Regions from separate parts of the Mus musculus genome. Here region 2 is linked to region 1. Evidence: chromatin loops called from intact Hi-C (ENCODE). Cell type or tissue: left cerebral cortex. All regions are shown on one strand. Links, peaks and the distances in the headings refer to the core of each region. The heading gives the core; the rest is flanking DNA. Region 1 overlaps Cacnb4 (calcium channel, voltage-dependent, beta 4 subunit). Region 2 overlaps Cacnb4 (calcium channel, voltage-dependent, beta 4 subunit).

The links. Hi-C counts contacts between places; a loop is a spot of excess contacts. Peaks named below come from ENCODE experiments on the same cell type or tissue, not always from the same donor. Only the 100,000 strongest peaks of a DNase experiment are listed, where the experiment ranks them.
Region 2: it touches region 1 in a loop (3-fold over the local background); 3 of 42 quality-filtered maps call a loop at or near these places.

Annotation. Positions count from the first base shown.
Region 1 is chr2:52,489,397-52,499,444 of GRCm38, reverse strand. The region is part of intron 2 of Cacnb4 (calcium channel, voltage-dependent, beta 4 subunit); the gene reads left to right. Among named protein-coding and RNA genes, the nearest start is that of A430018G15Rik, 69 kb to the right of the region's middle. In left cerebral cortex, for the core only: a CTCF peak has its summit at 5,539 (motif pointing left); DNase peaks (open chromatin) are centred at 3,862 and 6,282; H3K27ac peaks cover 258 bases.
Region 2 is chr2:52,550,391-52,560,438 of GRCm38, reverse strand. All of the region lies in intron 2 of Cacnb4 (calcium channel, voltage-dependent, beta 4 subunit), which reads left to right. Among named protein-coding and RNA genes, the nearest start is that of Cacnb4, 120 kb to the left of the region's middle. In left cerebral cortex, for the core only: no CTCF peak of the experiment used is centred there; DNase peaks (open chromatin) are centred at 1,816, 2,399, 3,578 and 4,165; H3K4me3 peaks cover 3,217 bases; H3K27ac peaks cover 2,144 bases.

The DNA.
Region 1 (10,048 bases), core at 693-8,692:
GCCTCACGACTTCCGACTGTGTGCTTATCTCGGACTGAGCTTTGATCAGTCTTCTGACCTACTTATTCTTTTTTAGCCCATTGCCAATACATTTTAGACTCAAGTTCACCATGGGGTCGTTTGGAACTTCAAAGTTAGACCCCAGAGCAGATGGACATCCCACAGAGAGTCAGCCAGTCTTGCTAAAGCCTTCCAAATGGGCAAGTCACCTTTTAATCCAGTGTGGCTTCATTCTTTCACAACGGGGCACTATTCCGGACATCTGAGGACTGTTGACTGACGGTGGGTGAGAATCCACATTCAACCTGTCTTCTTATTGACGTGTTTGTGCCAAAGGCAAGCTGAGTTCCGTTAGCTGATTGTTGCGAATCTGACAGCATAAGTAGCTTTCCAAATGACTCCTCTTAACTTTGAACAAATAACTTGCTCATTAAGACAGGGTGGCATTTAAGTGCCAGAGTCTCTGAACTTTGGGACTCTTGGTTTTTCATGCCAGATCCTTTTCCTCTGGGCCTGTCCTGTGGACTGTAGCACATTTGCAACATCCTTACTTCTACCAAGCATCTTGTATTATTATTTCTTCTTCCTCTTCTTCCTCTTCTTCCTCTTCTTCCTCTTCTTCCTCTTCTTCCTCTTCCTCCTCCTCCTCCTCCTCCTCCTCCTCCTCCTCCTCCTCTTCTTCTTCTTCTTCTTCTTCTTCTTCTTCTTCCTTCTCCTCCTCCTCCTCTTCCTTCTCCTTCTCCTTCTCCTCCTCCTCCTCTTCCTTCACCACCCCCCCCCCCCGCTGTCATTCCTACCCAACTTCACATGTTCATATTTTTAAACCCACAAAGTCCACTGAGAGCTGCCTGTCTGTGTATGGATGTATAGCCACCTACCCTGGATCATGGGTAGCCTCTCAGAGGCTACATTCTTGAACAATACTGACATCTCCCACCCGCCCCCCCCCCCTGCAGCCATCAGTTGCCAATGGCTCCTCAGATAAGGGTGGGTCTCCCTGAGCCCCTCCCCCTTGGGGATAGGATTTTGGCTGGCATGATCTCATATAGGTCTTGTGCCTGCTATCCTTGAAAATCTCCCCTTGACTGTCTGTCTCCCCATGGGTTGACCCAGATTTCTGTGCCGTGATCTTTGTAACTCTTTCATCACTTGTAACCCTTCCTTCCTTGGTTCCCAGGGTCTTCCGCATCCCTTCATGTGGCTGATCCCTGCGACCTAGCAAGGCTAAAGGGTGCCAGGGAGGTACTTGGGAGGCCGATTTTAGCAGCCCTGTCCTGAGAATGCCTGCTCAGGTATTCTGAGTGGCCTTAACCATCCCGACTGTTGCAGCAAGACTAAAACCTCCCTTCTCTATCATCAGGCAAAAAAAAAAAAAAAAAAAAAAAAAAAAAAAAAAGCACAACTTCTCTTTGCCTTCAAAATGGTCCCTCCATGGTGTCTGCTTTCAAACTTCCCAAAGTGCTCAAGTTCACCACCTTGCCCTAAATACATCACTTTTTATCCTGTAAGGCCTGGAACATGGATAGCAGCAGCAAATGAGCACCTTATTTTCTGCCGTTAGTGCCCGGTGCGCCTGGAAAAGTCCTTTGCTGAAAGGCGGCTCTCCTGGTGCCTTGTGCCTGTCTCCCTATGCCTTCCTTGCTCGGGCTTCTGGAGCAGCAGGTGCCGTCTTTACTTCCTCATCTGCAGTCCTTGTTTCTAACCCAGACCACCAAAGCCCCTTGAGGAGGATTTGAGGACTTTTGATCCACCCATGAGCCCTCTGAAACACAAGTGCATGATGCTCTTTATTGCTGGGTCCAGTTTGCTATTTCTCTGTCTCAGTTTCTTTTAATTAAAAATGGTGCGCTGACCTGATTGAAGTATTCTTAGCCTTAACCTCAACTCATAGCTGTGGTGCGTTTGAAGCAGCGCTTGACTTGATGGCTTCCCTGGCCTGTCTGTCACACGTGGAATGAAGGAGACAAAATGGCAAAAATGGCTGAGATGTTGGATTGGAGCAGCTTTATTCAGGATCTATTAGTATTTGAGTTTTAAAAGCATATACTCAAAGTAATAATGCTATCCTGAATCTCAGGGATTATAAAAGAAATCAGAGAACACTGGTGAAATCTGATAAATGCTTGAGATTTTATTAAAAATGAGGATCCAGGGCTGGAGAGATAGATGGCTCAGCAGTTAAGAGCACTGGCTGCTCTTCCAAAAGACCTAGATTCAATTCCCAGCACCCATGTGGCAGCTCACAACTGTAACTCCTGTCCTAGGGACTCTGATACCCTCACACAGACACATGTGCAGTCAAATCACCAATGTGCATAAAATAAAAATTAAATTAAATTAAATTAAAAAATAATAATAAATGAGAAGCCAATATCATTTTTTAAAGTTGTGATATGTGAGACTTGGTTATCTAAGGTGTCTAACGTTACAGGAGGGGAATCTAAAATTATTCAGAAATAAAAGGTTTATTTTTAGTGATAGCAAATATTTCTCTCTAAGGTGACTTGGGCCACTTCTATTTCTTTGGCAGTCAGTATATTAAAGATTTGATCGTGGAAACGCTGTTAACATGAAATGTGGCTTTATGCAGACATCTGTACCTGTCTAATTGCAGTTTAGTGTCCTCGCTCGTGGTCTTTCTTCTGTTTCTCCCGCATCTACAAGTTAGTTCCTCATTCATGTTTCAATAAGCACTGATACTGGCAAGTACGGGCTTAACCTCAAGGAAAAGAGATGAATCCACTCTGCAGTCCGAGGGTATGTAAGGTGGGGGCTGGAGATCCGCAGACCGGAGACAGCTAGCACATAGCACAAGCACAGGAATGGCGTATGCTCCCTAAGGCATGAGTGCCAACTGAGCTGGTCTATGGGGAGCACTCTGAAGGTGACGCACCCTTGCTTTCAACACATTGCAGGCATTGGGATGAAAGTACTGACGCTCATGTAGGTGGTAAAACCTCTCTATCTGGGGCATTTGGGGAGTGAGGGAGCTACTGGCTTGTTAGCTTAGCACAAGGGGAGCTGGTGAGTGGGCCTAGGGTGGAGCAAGGTGAAGCTGGGCAACTAGGAACTGTCTTAGGCCTATCACACCCAACAGTGCCACTCATTGCTGGGCTAAGACTGGGCCCTCACTCTTTAGAGACAAAACAGCAACAGAATCCCCAACCTAAGCATTTTCTCCCTCTTTACTCTCATCAATTACAGCGTCTCGGGTGCTTCCTAAAAATACAGTAACTCTGACAAAGATGAACTTTCCATGAAAGGCCCCAGGGGTTGGGAACACTGATGTATTTTTGAGCTTATATAGGTATTAATGCTCAATAATGATTTCTACTTAGGCAATAACACAAAGGGCAATGGTTTTTTTTTTCACCCCTGCAAAACAGTGAGACATGATTTTTTTCCCTCTTCTCTATTCACAGGGAAGCCAATGTCCAAAACCACTTCCTAATTTTAAAAACTCTGTGCTGAAGTGAGTGATGCTCCTCTCAGGGGGGTGGGGGGGTGGGTTTCTTCTCTTTAAGCTTTCTGACACCATGGTCTGTGCTTCAGTTGGGACCAAGAATAAACATGCATCTGAGTAATTTTTATCGGTGTAGTGTATCCCTAATTTTTACTAATGCCCCTTGATTTCCTTATCTGTTTGTTTGTTTTGAGGAAAATGCCAGTTTTCACATTCTGAGTCTTCTCGCCTTTGCTAGAAGCTGCCAAGTAGGTAGGTGAGAGTGTGATTTGGCTGCTGCAGAGCTGAGGACGAACTTGACAGAAGAAGTAGAATATTCTCCCGCAGTACAAGTGGTTTCAGAGCTTGCTTCAGACAGAAGATGATATATCTGCGTGTGTGGTCACTGATTGGATCCTGGCATGTAGGCTTCCCTGCCCTGGATGTCTACAGATCTCAGCACCACTTAGTCATTTGCTCTATGCTGAGCCTTTCTCCGTCAGGGACGATGCTATAGGCTGTGAGAAATGTCACTTATGGGGTAAAGGCACTGTGGTGCTATGGCAACTTGTACTTGAAGAAGCCAATAAGCTCAGCTTGACATCCACTTTCTATTGTAAAGTCTAAACCATATGTGTAACCGTTGTGTTGTTAAATTAGTTTACACATGCTCACTCCTGCACGTGTGCATGCATGCATGCATAGCCTTAAAGAGAGCGCAATGTCTGCCTAAGGCTTGTAAACACTTGGCTATGACAATCAGACCATCCTCTTTGTGACTGTGAGACGTTCTCATCTGCTGCAAAGCAAGTTAGATTTCAGTCTGGGAGATGATTGACATATGGAAAGTGTGTTTCGGGTGAAGGTAACGTGCATTTCATATTATTCACAGCATATGAGAAATTGTAAACATAAAGTGCAATATATTAGCAAACAGCCTGGGGACAATCAACTGGCTGGTAAAGACCCCATTTTGGGGGAAGGATGTCAGGGTTACAGGCCTCCTGGGCATGGGGCTGAATCCTCTGTTTTCCTGGAGTATCTTAGGCGTGTATTTAAGAACATAGTATCTGGCATGCATTTGCACCATCCCAGAGGCTTGCAGCCCAGATAAGCTGCACCCTGTTCAGTCTTTATTATTTGATTGCAGGCTGTGGAGGAATTGTAGCTGTCTAGTTCTCCCTTGGGTTATCTGCTGTACATTTTATGATGTTTCATTGGGAGATGTAGCATGGATTTTAAATGTAACATCTCCTTCTACAAAACTAAAGTCTTCTTGGAAGCCGGACAAAAGTATTACTTTGAATTTGGACCCTCAAGTTATTTTATTACTGTCTGCACGTGGGCTGTTTCAGAGCTCACTGATGTATGGAATGTACCCATCTGGTTAATATAACAAATGAGGAACCAGGATAGACTCACGTTTGTGATGACAGTAACCAACGGGGCGGCTTTTGTAAGTTACTCAGTGGTTGCTCCATGCCGGGAGGTGCCCATACTTGGTTTGGATTGGCTGAAGAGAAACAGTGGGTCCATTTCAGCAGAAAAAAATACTGACGATTCAAGTCTTGAGCAAAATGAATGGCAGTTGGAGGAATTCCCAGCTGCACATGTAACCGGAAATGCTAAACTACCCAATTAATCAAGAATGGATGAACTCAGTGAAACACAAAATTTAATCAGTTTGTGTGGCAGCAGAGTTGAAAAATTGCACGAAAGCATTTTTCTCTCTATTGACTGCAACTCCGAGTGGTCCGTGAGGTGCTATGCAATCCTGGAGCGATGCAAAAAAAAAAAAAAAAAAAAAAAAAAGTTTTTGTACTTTCTTTTCATTCTCCTTCATTTCTACAAATGTTTGTTGTTGCCTCCTGTGTACCAAACTCACCTTGGGGATACAGCGATGAAAAAGAGAAGCCCACCTGCCTGTAAGTGGTTATTTAGCATGCATGCAATTCAGCACAACTTGGGCTGGAGAGAGCACTTGCTGTTCTTGCTGCTTTTGCAGGGAACCCAGGTTTGGCTCCTAGCTGTAACTCCAGTTCCAGGGGATCCAATGCCCTCTCCTGGCCTTCATGAACACCTTCATGCATGTGGTACACATACATACATTCCATTCACACATAAAATAATAAATGAATAGATCTTATTAAAAAAAGAAAATACAAATGAAGGGAGATCTAGATCAAGAGAAAAACTAGAACTCAGCTCTGAGCTTCCTGCAGGCTAAAGTGAAAACCAAACTATAAATAATGTATTGTTTTCCACAGAGAAACAATATACCAAGGTAGATGAATGTTTAGTTTTCGTTATCTCTAACCCAGGGCTTTAGCATTATTATAGTCTGGGTACAAGTTGACTGGATATCAATCAGTCTTTCACATTTGTTTTATTTTTTGTTTGTTTTTAATTTTTTTGAGACAGGTCTTGGTATATGGCCAGACTTTTCTTGAACTCTTGATTCCCCCTGCCTCAATCCTTTGGCACTGGAGTTACAGATTCCTGCTGCCACCTCTCCTGGCTCAGCCTTCTGTGCCCTCAGGAGCACACCCATAGGAGCTTCTGAGTGTGTCCAGTGTGGACATTCTCAGCGCCATCATGTGTGAGATGTTTTGGCTGTGGAGTTCCCATGTGAGCTGAAGCTGGCCTTCCATTAAAAGACAAGCACTGGTGTCCACCCAAGAGAGCACTGCTGTCTTCAGCTCTGTTTCCTTTAGTCAGGAGGACTGCTCTTCCCTGACACGGTTTCTGCTAAATCGCACGTGTATTCTACAAGTAACGTGTCTCCCTTTCCCCCACACTCGGCATCTTTACAGCACGTCACACTAGATGGAGAAGGGTCTGTCACGGTCTGGTATTGGCACAGAGCGAGAGACTGTTCAGTAATGCCGAGCTCCCTGGAATCATGTGGGGGGACAATGACAGCTTAAATGAGAAAGGCGTGTGTTTCAAATTCTTATTCTCAATACGACCGCAGCCTCCACACACAGAGACATTTTGCTTGTCCGTCATTGTCAACTTTTATGCTCTCTGGCTATAAATAACTCCTGGAACAACTATGCAGCCACATTTCAACAGCAGTTTTCAAAACTCAAGTCACATTCTTTTAAAAATCCTTCAGGATTTTTTTCAAGCAAGAAGGGATTTTTTTTTTACTCATTTTAATCTTGTTTATATTACTTAATGTCTTGAATTCACATGGCATAAACTGAAAAAAACTTTTCACAGAATACCCAAGTTGAATAAGTGATGATTGGGCAAACTTGTCAGATAAAAAATTCAACATTTTATAACCTTCCCACCTCTCCATTTCTTGAGTTAGCTCTGACATGTTTCTCTGTGTCTTAGCTGGACAGTGTAAGATAGGTCAAACACTAAGAACAGTTTATCCATGGACTTAAGATAGTCTTAAAAACTGTACAACAGAGATGGTGGCTCACAGCTGTAATCCCAGCCTTTGGGAGGCTATCACAGGCTGACTTCAATTCAGGCTAACCTGGACTGTGTAGGAAGACCCTCACTCAGAAAGAAAGAATTAAGACAGAGCACCAAAATATCTTCACGTGAAAAACGACCCAATTTAGAAATGTGGATTTTTTGTATTTTGTCATATGAGGTCAACTAATTCAGAACTTTACATACACTGGGCAGTGGGTAGATTGCACAATGCCCAACATGGTATCAAACACGTTCATATGTCCTTTAGCTAAAGTTTCTGTCTTCCTTCTTCTCTTTTTACACTGCCAGCATCCCATTAGTCTCCCAGACACAGTCTACTGAAGTCTTCCCCTCCGAGTAGCACTCTCTCGTGCCTGCTCTGTGACCTTAGATTCTCCTTCTTTAACTCAGGTGCAGTAACACCGTCTACTCCCTACTTTCTGCCTTCACATGCCTTCTCCTGGCTTGCAACAATTCTTTCCTTTCTTTCTTTCTTCCTTCTTTCCTTTCTTTCTTTCTTTCTTTCTTTCTTTCTTTCTTTCTTTCTTTCTCTCTCTCTTTCTTTCTCTCTTTCTCTCGTTCTCTCTCTCTTTCTTTCTCTCTTTCTCTCTTTTTCTTTCTCTCTCTTTCTCTCTCTCTTTCTTTCTCTCTTTCTTTCTTTCTTTCTTTCTTTCTTTCTTTCTTTCTTTCTTTCTGATACCATATTTCAGCACTGAATTGCTTTGTTTTGTGAGCACATCTCAGACTTTCCACTTGACTGTACACTGTTTAAGGGCAAGAAATATGTCTTCTAATCTTTAGTATCTATAATCCTGACCCTCCCCATTCTGACCACAGAAAATGTGGCCATATAAAGCTGACACCAACCCCAGATTTCCTTTTAACCAATTCCTCTTATTGTCCCCAAATTTAAGACAAGGCATTTAATTTTGTTAACTTTTATTGAGTCCACACCTCTATTTACTTCTTAGAAGAAAGTCAAAATGGTGAACTGACCTCACCTAAGAAACAGAGAGCAGTGGTCATCTGTGTACCTGAGATGTGTGTTTGCACTGCACTGGGTGAGCAGGCTTCCAGCTCTGTGCATTAGATTGAAATGCTCATTTCTAGAATATAGCTGGGCACAACAGGGAGCACTGTGTCCAAAAGCAAAAATCCAGTCACTGGCAGCCCCAGGATTCCAACCAGGCTGTAACTGAGGTGCTCACTCTATGCTAACTCCTGTGACCTACTGTTCCCGCTTTCTTGTAAAAGAAAGAAAGGGAGAAAGAAAGAAAGAAAGAAAGAAAGAAAGAAAGAAAGAAAGAAAGAAAGAAAGAAAGAAAGGAAGGAAGGAAGAAAGGAAGGAAGAAAGGAAGGAAGGAAGGAAAAGAGAGAGAGAGAAAGAAAGAAAGAAAGGAAGGAAGGAAGGATAAAAGAAAGAAGGGAAGAAAGAAAGAAAAGAAGAGAGAAGAGAAGAGAAGAGAGGAGAGGAGAGGAGAGGAGAGGAGAGGAGAGGAGAGGAGAGGAGAGGAGAGGAGAAGAGAAGAGAAGAGAAGAGAAGAGAAGAGAAGAGAAGAGAAGAGAAGAGAAGAGAAGAGAAGAGAAAAAAAGGAAAGAAAAGAAAAGCAATCTAATGAATTGTAAGAAAGCAGAGTTTGGGGATTCTAAGCCAAGAATGACTTGTGTAGAATACAGCCAGGTTTATATCTCATGGTGTGCTGCAGTGTTTCAGGAAAAAGAAAAATTATCAGAGTAAATTCAGGTCCTGGTTTCTGTCCCAGCTTCATTTCCATCAATAATTTCATATTTTGGCCAAACACATTTCTAACGGGGGGGGGGAGGTTTCTCCTCTCTGACCACCTTTTGGAGGACACAGATATTCAAGCCCTCTACTACTGATTCAGAACCTTGGCCCCCTTTTTCTTTGTTTTGGGGAGGAGAACAGGGTTTCATTAAGTTTACCATTCTTGAACTTACTCTGTATCCTAGGCGGGCCTTGAACTTGCTATCCTCCTGCCTAAGACCTGGACCACTAATTCCTACTCACTTTGGTTACCTTACTAGTGAATGAAAGATAAGGCAGATAATGCAGTTCAGTAGTGGCATTCTGGTGAGCCTGACGTGAGTGTGTGCTCTAACTCCTGCTACTCTACAGGCTAAGGTGGAAAGACCGCACCTTTGAGGCCAGCATACGGAGACCCAAGCTACACTGGCTTCCAAAGGAAGACTCTATCACAAACAAACAACAAAACAAGCAAACCAAAAATAGTTGAGTGCATGTGTTTTGATATCAGTTCCAATGAATGCTTCCTCACTGAGTATGGCAATACAATTCCTGGCGGTTAGAGAGATGGTTAAGAGCAGATCTTTCAGATCACTCAGTTGCCTGAAGTATAGTGTCTTAGCCTTCCCAGATGGCCACTGGGTAACTCAAGCAGGTGGCTAGTTCTCAAAAGAACATAATGGTTTGCCAGAGGGCACATGGTGTGTTTAATGATTGGGAATTTATTCTAGTGGGCTGGGCGTGGGGTGGGGTTAAATTGCCTTTAACCTCAGAGACCTGCTAATCCACCAGGCTACAGAAGCTCTGCTGGGCCTGGTTAATAGGCAATTAGCAAGAGCATGGGGGGGGGGGGATCAGCTGGGGGTTGGCCACTCTATATTGGCTACATGACTTTAGGCATATTGCTTAGTGTCATTAAGCTTTGTTTACTTCAATGCAGATAATAAACTCCACTTCTCAAGTTTTTATGGTGGCTAAATTAGATAGTATCTGTAAAATACAGCATTATTCCCCATCAAAGCCTCATTTCCTGGTTTCCAAGGTTAAGCTTGGAATGAGTTCCTTTCCACTGGCATAATGAGGCCAACACTAAGAACACAGAAGAGCAGATAGGACAGAAAAGCAAGCTCTGCTTTCCTTCCCTCCCATGTGAGCCCACAAGGGGAAAGCAGGGAGCCCTCCAAACCTCAGATGCAATCAGTACCTACTGATAGGATGGATGGACATTACAAAATGCCGTGGAAGGGTCACCAGACTGCAAGAAGAACTATGACATGAAGCTGTGTTCTTCCCTGAAAGAAACTAGGAGTAAGGTTATTAGTTACCTGGAAGGGCATTTGATCACCAGAGATTGTCTGTGAAAGGGACCCACCACATCTGCAGGTATTGCAAATTACTAACTTGTA
Region 2 (10,048 bases), core at 886-8,885, 61 kb before region 1:
AAGCTAGCCTGAGTCAGATGGCAGACTGTTGTATGAGATACTCGTGATGCAAGCTCCTGCTCTGGACAACCCACCTCTTAGGCCTGGTGTTAGCATTAGCAGATAGTGCTAGATGAAGGGGGGCAGTTGAGTCTTGCAGGATTTCTCAGCAGGGAGTGTTTCACCCATTTTGGTCAATTCTGAAAACAGACCACTTCTTTTTTCTCTTTTTAATGGACTCTTGTTTAAAAATAATCAGGAAACAGCTATACTCTCAGTTGCAATAGTAAAGTAAAAAAACTATCCTGGAGAATTTGAGGAAAAAAAAAAAACCTTGTCTTCGCTGGAGTTCCTTATTGGCTTGTGATTCTGAGTCAGACATATTCCTGGGTAGGCACAGACTCAAAGATGATAGCTATCCTGTGTGAGTTTGTCATCTAGGGAGTCTGGAGGACCCAGTCTGGAGGTCACCTTGCCATCTTCTAGATTTGAAAGGGATTAGGTATTGAGAGATGCAAACGTGACTGAAAGCCAGCAGTGGTTGGACCATCATAGACGTGGAAGAAGGGATGTCAGCTGCTCTCAGCTCTGGTAGCTCTTGGGTTACTTTTGATGACTTGGTTTGCTGCTCTGGACTTAGGCCTTTCAGACTGACTGGAGGAATGGCCTCCTTTCTCAGGTCTGGGCCGGTGACTCCTTGCTGAGGTCCTGTGAGCTACAGCCAATGACTTCTGGCTGACAAAGCAGGGTTGTTGCTGGTAAGTGTTTATGTCTCACTTCGGAGCTGCAAAGTTCTTTCTCCGAGTTATTTCTTCCCTCAGAGTCTGAAGCCCGCAGAGGCAGTGCCTGACTGGCCTAGGTCAGCTGGTAAGTTAGTGGCAAAGCTGATACGGCGTTGCTGGGTTATTTCTTACCCCATGATTCATACAGTTTCTCAAGATGATGCTATTTGCCCCTTACCAATTTCTTTCCAATTTTAGCTGGATTCTTTTTAGTGTGGGCTGTAGGTTTTCCTGGGTCAGGCTGCAATCTATTACTGGTGAGCAGACAGCCATAGGTAAGTGGGGGAACTCTATCTCAGGTGACCCCATTATAGAATTTGTCCTCCATCAGCGTGAGGATGGTGTGGGAACAGAGGGTTGGGGTGAGACCTTCCTGTGTGACTTGTGGGGAAGGAGCAGCAGTGTTCGGGATTATTAGAGATACGGGAAATAGTGGTATAAGAAGCAGAGGGAGGAGTCTCGCAGAAGCATAGTCTGTTACTTAAGAGGAATTTTAAATAAATTGAACTAAAAGAATGTTCAATTCTGCACCTAAAAGTTGAGAGGTTTTGGCTACCTCTACAGACTTCACTAGTGGCACAAGAGTGTTATCTTGCCAGTAAGGCAGAGAGAGACACTGGTGAAAATATGGAAAACTTTTCCTATACAAATGCCACAAACCTTACCATCTGGTATTTTATCTACTTTCCTTCATTTAGATTAAAATTTTCTCTATGACTTAGTGTCCCTTAACTTAAGTCACCTCTGCAAAGTACAGATGTTGGATGGAGATCGGTGTCTGCCTATGCCTGTCTTTATGAAATACTCAAAAAATAAAACCTCTCTTTTGCTCCCTCCTCCAACTGTGCATTTAACAAAGAGGATGAATGGCTGTAATTCGAGTATCTGATAGCCCTCCTTCCTAAACATTGAAACAGCCTTTTGGCTACTGCTAAGTGTTCGTTGTAGAGCTAGCAATGCGTGAGAAACAGGAAGCATCTCTGTGCTGGGTAGGATGCTCAGAGTCACCCTCCACTCTCTCAGGGAACGCTCTTCAGCTGACTGAAGCAGGGGAGCTGAGCCAATCAGAGGCCGCTTTCCTAGCTCTGTCACCAGTCTGTGCTTGAGGAAGGCTTTTGCTTTTTATGCTCTGTATTGGAGAGGCAGATAAAATGCCAGGTCTGCATGTCTCTGGGGATAACCTCGCCCTGTATGATGTGAACGAATAACATCTTGCCTGGTAAATCCACAGGAATTGATAAGGCAGCGCAGCTCTTCCAAAGAGGCCTTTTATTATTATTATTTTTTCTTTTAAGCTCTAGCTGTGGTTTCTGCAGCAATTTTGTTTTTGCCTTAAAAGAGGTGCTGTGGATTATTACACCTCCATGTATGACAATTTGTACCTGCATGGAGTTGAAGACTCGGAGGCTGTAAGTATTTCATAGATAGCCGGTTCCCTCTCTCCTCCTCTTCCTCCTCCCACTCCCCCCTCCTATTTCTTAGGCAACGCAGGAAACATGGAGCTGAAAGCCAACAGCATTGGGGTGCTTGCTGGCAGCTGTGTATGCTCTGTGTAGTGTGTAGCTAACTGAAATCATTTATTGTCAAGCAAAAGGGCAATTAACTTGATAGCAAAGGCATCTAAGAGAATAGGTTGTTGGGATTTCTCTGTGACCAGGGCCAGGGTTGATTCATGATGGGTAACTGCCCCTTGTAGACTGGCTTAAACTATGCAGAAAGTGCTGTTTTTTCCAGTAGCGGGGTTCACGGGAAAGACTCGTTCTTTATATAATAACATTGTTTGTTGAGCTAGCATAAATGGAAGGTCCTCAGCTATAGCTGTTATTATGTGCTTACTGGCCAGACAAACAGTGTGCTTTCTGCTGCTTCTTTGTTAAGGAAATGAGATGCAAAGGGTCGCGCACACAATACTCCAGTGCAGAGGCGGTAGGTGGTGTCCCTCTACTCTGCCCTGGGAGACCGAAGTGAACTCATGTGTGTTTGGTCTTAGAAAACTGGACTCCGGCCCCTGACAGCTCAGCCTCCTGCAATGTTTCACCATCAGGATGAGATGATTTTCTGCAATCCCCGAATTTGTAGCATAGTATGCTGTACAGTTTACACAGAGGTTAAAGCTGACGGCTGGATGCTTCATTTTTTTTTTTTTTAACTCTTGCTGGGGGCAGCACCTGTTTCTGCATCACTTACGTAGACACCTTGCAAGGAAGGATGATGAGGGGTTGCCCATGGGACATGCTGTGGGGCGTCTGAATTTTATGAGTATAATGCTGTGTGTGTTGCCACATTCAAAACAGAAATGTGTTATATAAGGGTCTCTGGCTAAATCACCCAATAAACAGATTATAGCAGAAAAAAAAAAAGAACCCTATGGCATATGTCAGTATAGCAGTATGCATCATAACTGCTGTCCGTGAAAGATAGCTACCCTTGGGTCTCAGAAGGCTTCCCATTTTCCCTTGCTGCCTGTGTTAGCTGTAACTCTAACTCTTCTCCTGCAAACTCGTTCTGTGTTCCACCCAGCGTGCTTCAAGTGACCAGACTGTCAATTCTTTGCAAGGGGCCATAGTTGTGCTGTTGGGGCTTGAAGTCACGAAGGCCTACTCTGGCAGGTAGGGTTGAGGGATGGAAGAGACTCTAGGAGTTCAGTCAAGCAGCTATTCACAGCTGGGCTCTTCAGGAGGCCTGACTATCTTCTTACACTCTGTCTCCCTCCACACTCAGTTATGAAACGTCTGATCCCTCGTTGAGTTGTAAGTTTTATTTCTGACCATGATTTTTAAACTTGGGAAGTCAGTGTTGCTTTGAAGTGGATCGGAGTTTGTTGTCGCTCTTTCCAGAAACGCTTTTAGAAGCCAGCTGCCGCAAGCAGCGGAGTCGCCTAGGAACTAATGTGAGCAGAGTCGCCTAGGAACTAATGTGAGCAGCCCCTTCTTCTCTAGAACTGTGTAAATTTCAGATGCACCAGGTCAGAGGGGAAGCATTCTAAGTACAGAAACATTTGTCTTTCCTTTTGGTCCAGCCTCTCAGGACAGCAGGTTTTCCTGTAGGGTGGGATATGAAGAGTGTCCTGGCCTGACTTACCGGTTAGAGCCGATGGCGGGTAGGGTTAGGTACTGCAGTGGTGCGTTCCTAGTGACTCAGTGGTGGCTAGCAGGCTGAGCTCCTGGGGCCGTGTACATCCACAGAGGTGGGCAGAAGTGAGGAGCGATTTGGGGTGGGATGGGGACCATGGTACATAAAGCAGAGGGGAAGACGAAGATGTTCGGAGGGCTGACCTGACCCTGAATGCTCATTCGAGTTTATTTGTTTTTATAAGGAAGAATAATGTGATGTGTTACCCGAGATGGTGTGAACAGAGCTTCAAGCCAATGGAGACGACTAGGCCTAAATAGCTGAGCCGGTGGAGTGCCAGATAAAGCCACACCTGGAGTGCCACATCCCCAGCCGTCTCTCTCAGTGCCAATGCATTGATGGCTGTAAGTGTGGGGTTTGCCCAGATCGAAGCCGAGCTCTTGGAGTAGGTCTGCTGGATAGGTGTGTGGAGAGGCTTCACTGAGGCGACCAGCTGCAACCCGAGGATAGACAGGCACTAAGAGCTGAGAACGGCGTGTTCTCTGGGTGGGGGGCTGGGGAGTCCCTACGGCACTGTGCTACTACTGCAGAGCTTGTGGGGTGCATGGAGCTCAGCGTATCAGACATGCTACTAGTCAGTCTGTCCACGCAGTGAGACTATAACAGGTCATCTTGCCTACAGACAGATGTTTTACGCTAAGAATAAAGTCTTGATATACACTGTCAGCATGTCTTGGCTCCATGGTCTAAGAGAGATTTAGGCACTGTGGTGGGGTATTTTGTTGTTGTTGTTGTTGTTCATTTGTTTTTTTGTTTGTTTTTGTTTTTGAGTCTGACCCACAGATAGATATAAATATAGATGTTATCCTTGTAGGGCCCTAGTTTGAAACCTGAAGCCTGTAGCCTCTGTCTCTCACTACACATGTAAGAAAGGGCAAAGAAGCTTGCCAGAATGGTTTAGTAAACACGTATCATATTTTTAAGTCCTGAGGAGTCTGTTTGGACAGGTCTGTTAACTTCTGTTTTGGTTACCAGACAAGTAGCAAAGGACCAGGACCATCTCTAAGTATAAGAAAATACAAAAAGGTCACTCAGTGGCCCCCAGCCAGGCCTTTCTTTCATCAGCGTAGGGGAGTTCACATAGACTGCTACATTACTTCACACTTTTGTTTTTTACTGAAGATGAAAACCAGGGACTTGTGCATTCTAGGCATGGGCTCTAACACTGAGCTACGTCCACAGCCCACATTACTTTGTGAGTCACCTTAACACAGATAATGCAGTATGCACCTAAGATGTGTCTATGCCGATCCTGGGCCACTTACAATGGGTCGTGTACACAGGCTGCCATTGGCTTCTGTGTAAGTGTTACCCAGCACTCTATGTTTACTGCTCCAGTATATCTTAATACAGGTCCTGGTGGCTTATTATACAAATAATACACTTTTTGTTTGTTTTTTAAAGAGAAATGAATAAGGAGAGTTGAAAAGCAGAAAAAGTTGCCCGAGACCCACTACTCTCCGATAGTCAATGCTTATTATAACATGCTGCTTTTGGCCGTCATGACATATATATCCTTGCAAATAGATTGTTTTCAGCCTGCTGCTGTGTGTTACATGCTGGTCTGTTAAGTGTTGTCCTCACCTGACTAAAGATCAAGCACACTAACACTGACACCGGCCTGTGCAGAGAGTGCTCGGCACAGCCATATAGAATTCCGAATGACCTAAAAGAAATTTAGATGCTCAGAGTATTTTGCAAAGTGAAGCCAGGGCTAACCATACATACTAGTTGGTTCCATTTTCCCCAGCTCTTCCATTTCCAAATGCCCAAATTTTAAAGCATTGAAAGAGAGAAACTTGGTCATTTTCCAAGAGAAAAATGATCGGGTCTTAATTCAAAGCACTTATTACCCAGGAAAATACAGTCTTTAAATATTGAAAGAAAACATAAAGTGGTTATCAATACCATTAGAGATAGTGATGAGAGATAAAGGGAGAGAAAATTGTACCAATTATAATGTATATGTTTTGTTTGAATGCATGCGTTTAAATGTCTATGTACTGCATACTATTCTAAGAATAACTATATATTAATTTTTGAAGATATTTGTTTTCAATAAGCTGTATAACTATGTGTGTCTAAACATCTGTGCATCCACATGTGCATATGTACTGTGCAGTCTCATACATCACACACATTCCTATGTAGATATGCTTCATGCTCTGTTAACTGATGGTTTATACTAAGCGGCAGATTTCTAGCACAGAAGTTTGGAGAAGGAAAATTATTATTAACTGCCGTGGATGTGAACAAAGCTACCCAAGAGGGTTGAAAAGCCACACTCGACAACAGAGTGAAGGAATTCCATTTTAAAGTTGTTCTATGCGAAGATATGTCCTTGCGCTTCTTAACGAGGAAGATAAACTTCAAACGGAGGGGTGATGTGTTTAAGGGCCTCCAGAAAAATGTCCTAGAGATACTTAGGTTTGGATTTCTCTTGGAAGCAGGCAGACCAAGGCCTTTATGCTTCTGGGGCAGAGAGTCTTGACTGTCCATTTCTAGAGTATGAAAACTGGTCTGTAACCGAGTCTGAAGATGGGGTTTTGGCATCTGTGGCTAGTGAAGTAAATCAAGTGCTTATGGTTTGTATGAGAGATCTCACGGAGACATGTAGGTGTTTTACTTAGCTGAGCTATTGTGGTAATAAGCCAGGGTCTGAGAAGTAAATGATGTACATACCCTTCCTTCAATCAAATTCCTATAAATTCTAAAATATGTATAGGAATGCTTTCCATACTGAATTATGATGATGCTAAGAGAGAAATTCCTTAAATTTGACCAGAGGCCATGAATTTGCCCCTCCTGCTACTTCCCTGTTTGTTTTCCATTTTGGGGTGATAGATAGATGAGAGCGTGACTCTCAGTCATCCCATCAGCTCTGCCCAGGTGCTTCTGTGTTCTCTCCTGACAGCTTTTCTCCTCTTTAGACTACAGTGGCTCACGGTAAGCTATTTTTGCCTTGAATGACTCAAGTGCTCCTGGGAAGAACTCAAGGGGTTTATCTTGGCTCACGGTTTCAGAGGGTTCTTGGCCTCATGTGTTTGGGTAGAACGTCACTGTGGCAGCAGTGCATGGCAGAGGAACATCTTCATCTCATGCTAGATAAGAGGCAGAGAAAAAGGAAGACAGGAAGGGCCCAGGGTATGGTTTCTGTGATCTACTTCCTTCAACTAGGTCTAAATTCCTTCCTCTTACCACTTCTTGATAATACCATTATATTATTAATCCATGAGGACAAGGCTCCATTAGTTAGACAAGAGTCCTCAGAATCCAGCCACTTCCTGAAAGTCCATCTTCTGGCAAAGAAGCCTTTTGAGGGATCTTGTTCACAGTGTAGCATGACTGAGTCCAGAGTTTTATAATACCATGACTCCAGTTGTATGACCTCAGTAAATGCCACATCACTCTGTGGAACTTAGATCTGTGCGACACTCAGTAGAAAGTCAGCAGTGACTATGTAAACCCATCATAAGGTGAAGGGCCCACAGGTTTCCCTCTGCCTCTGTCTTTCTTTTCCAATGACCTTCGTACTGGGTCAATAGTCATTGTCATTCTGTTCTCCATCTCTTCTTTAACATCGCTTCTCTGGGTAAGCAACTGGAAGGGAAATAGAGAATAAAACTACACTGGTTATCATTTTCCATCTCATCTTGCCTCTCCCATTTGTCCTTTCAAACAATAGTCATATCATATATCATAATCTCACTCAGGTATCAGTGGACTTAAGTTGAAGATTAGACCCAGCAAACTCTACAGAGCTATATCCTTAAAAACCAGGCAGACTTTAATGCTTTTAGCATGTTTGTACCAGCCACAGGAGCTGTGAAAACAGCAATTTTAGTAGCCACCTTACAATGAACTCTTTTTGCTTGAGAATTTTTTATGCAACCCTGGGTATATAAATCCACAAAAATAGATACCCAATTTAAGAACTTAACTGATAATAAATCATAAATGTATTTTCAAACAGTTGTTTTGGGCTGGCAAAATGGCTCAGCAGGTAAAAATGCTTGGTGTACAAGCCTAATGATCTAAATTCAATCTTCATAAACCAGATAATGGTGGACTGAGAGAAAAGGTCCCACAAAGTTGTCCTATGCCGGCCCCCATATGTCCACACATACATAATTATGCATATGTGATAAAAATGCAGAATGTCTTAAAGCAATTCCTTTGCTATACATATAATTTCACCATCTATTAAAGACAAAATCAAATTTGTATACTCATTAAATGAATATACTTGTTTATTCTTTAATTTTTTTCAGTTCCTGTCTTTTGTTAACCATTACCTGTTTTCTGGTTTGTTGAAGTAGTTAAGTCAGACAACACTTGCCACAAGTGCTGTCTGTCAAAGTGACTGACAATGAAATCTCCAGTACTACATTTATCCGAAGGACACTCTCGACAAAGGCAACTAATTTTGCATTTTTAATCCACCTTACAGTATTTCAGCACAGCAAACCCAGCCTTTCTTCTGTGCTTATTCTTCTTGGGAAAGAAAAACTTCTCCCTTTTCTCAGCAACACCATGAAGTCTCAACACAGGATGAGGGGTGGAGTCACTATGAATGCTAAGGTTGGACAAAGTAGGGCATCATCCAACTGCTTACTAGCAGGGAACAGCCTTTGCTGATCAGAAGTTAATTCCCTCCTTAACCTGGATCTTAGGTTTTACATTTTCTGTAGCATCTGAGGGTTTAGCCTCAAGGGAGATTACCTGTCTTTTCCATAAGGGTCTTTATGATAAACTGCATGCTGGTATCAGTTTCTGCTGTTTACTTTTATATAAAGAACTAAGCTGGGCATGATAGCACATGCCTTTAATCTCAGCATTCTGGATGTAGAGGCAAGTGAATCTCTGTGAGTTCAAGACCAGCTCTGTCTATATAGTAAGTTCCAGGACAGCCAGGGCTACATAGAAAGATGCCTTTTCAAATAAACCAACAAGCAAACAAACAAGGGAAGAGAGAGAGAGAGAGAGAGAGAGAGAGAGAGAGAGAGAGAGAGAGAGAGAGAGAGAGAGAGAGAAGAAAGAAGAAAGAAAGAAGAAAGAAAGAAGAAAACAGAAAGAAAGAAAGAAAGAAAGAAAGAAAGAAAGAAAGAAAGAAAGAAAGAAAGAAAGAAAGAAAGGGAGAAAGAAAGAAAGAAAGAAAGAAAGAAAGAAAGAAAGAGAGAAAGAAAGGGAGAAAGAAAGAAAGAAAGAAAGAAAGGGAGAAAGAAAGAAAGAAAGAAAGAAAGAAAGAAAGAAAGAAAGAAAGAAAGAAAGAAAGGGAGAGGGAAGGAAAGAAGGAAAGGAAGGAAGGAAGGAAGGAAGGAAGGAAGGAAGGAAGGAAGGAAGGAAGGAAGGAAGGAAGAATCCTTTTTTCATGCAGAGATGGCTCAGTGGTTGAAAGCATTGGCTGCTCTTCCAGAGGACCTGGGTTTGATTCAGCACTCACATGGTAGCTCATGTCTGTCTCTGACTCCAGTTCTAGGGAAATCTAACACTCTCTTATGGCCTTTGCAGGTATCAGGTACTCACGTGGTACAGAGACATACATGCAAGCAAAACACCCCTACACATAAAACAATGTACAAAACAGTTAAATCTTAGGGGAATACACAAAGGCACAGTACAAAATGCCAGAAGTATATTTAGGACCATTTCAGAAGTTCTTGGAAATCCCAAGACAAAAATCTATGTGAAAAATTTTAAATGAAACTCATTAGCAACTTCACACAGCAATTACAAAATTAAAGCATTCTAGCACTATGCTACTGATCGAAAACTTCCATGCTGAGGAATAATAGAAAAATTCTCAAAGTCTGGTTTCTGTAATTAGACCATTATTCTCTCATTGGAGGGGGTGACTGTTAAAACTTGCAAGTTCTAGCCTGCAGTCGTTTGGAATTCGTGCTGAGGTGTTTCAGGTAGGTTCATTGGCATTGAGTGGTAGGAGATGCTGGGTTCGAGGCCACAGTCAAGTTGCATCAGGCAAAGGGGAGTGTGCTGCCAGAAGCATCACCCATCATTACATGTTAGATCCTGAAACCTTTGGTTATGTGTATTCAGAAACTTGTGCCAGGTGTTTTTTTGTTTTTGTTTTTGTTTTTGTTTTTTTTGTGATAGCCCAGCCTTACACTGGATTGTAACCCATAGCTGCCAAATGT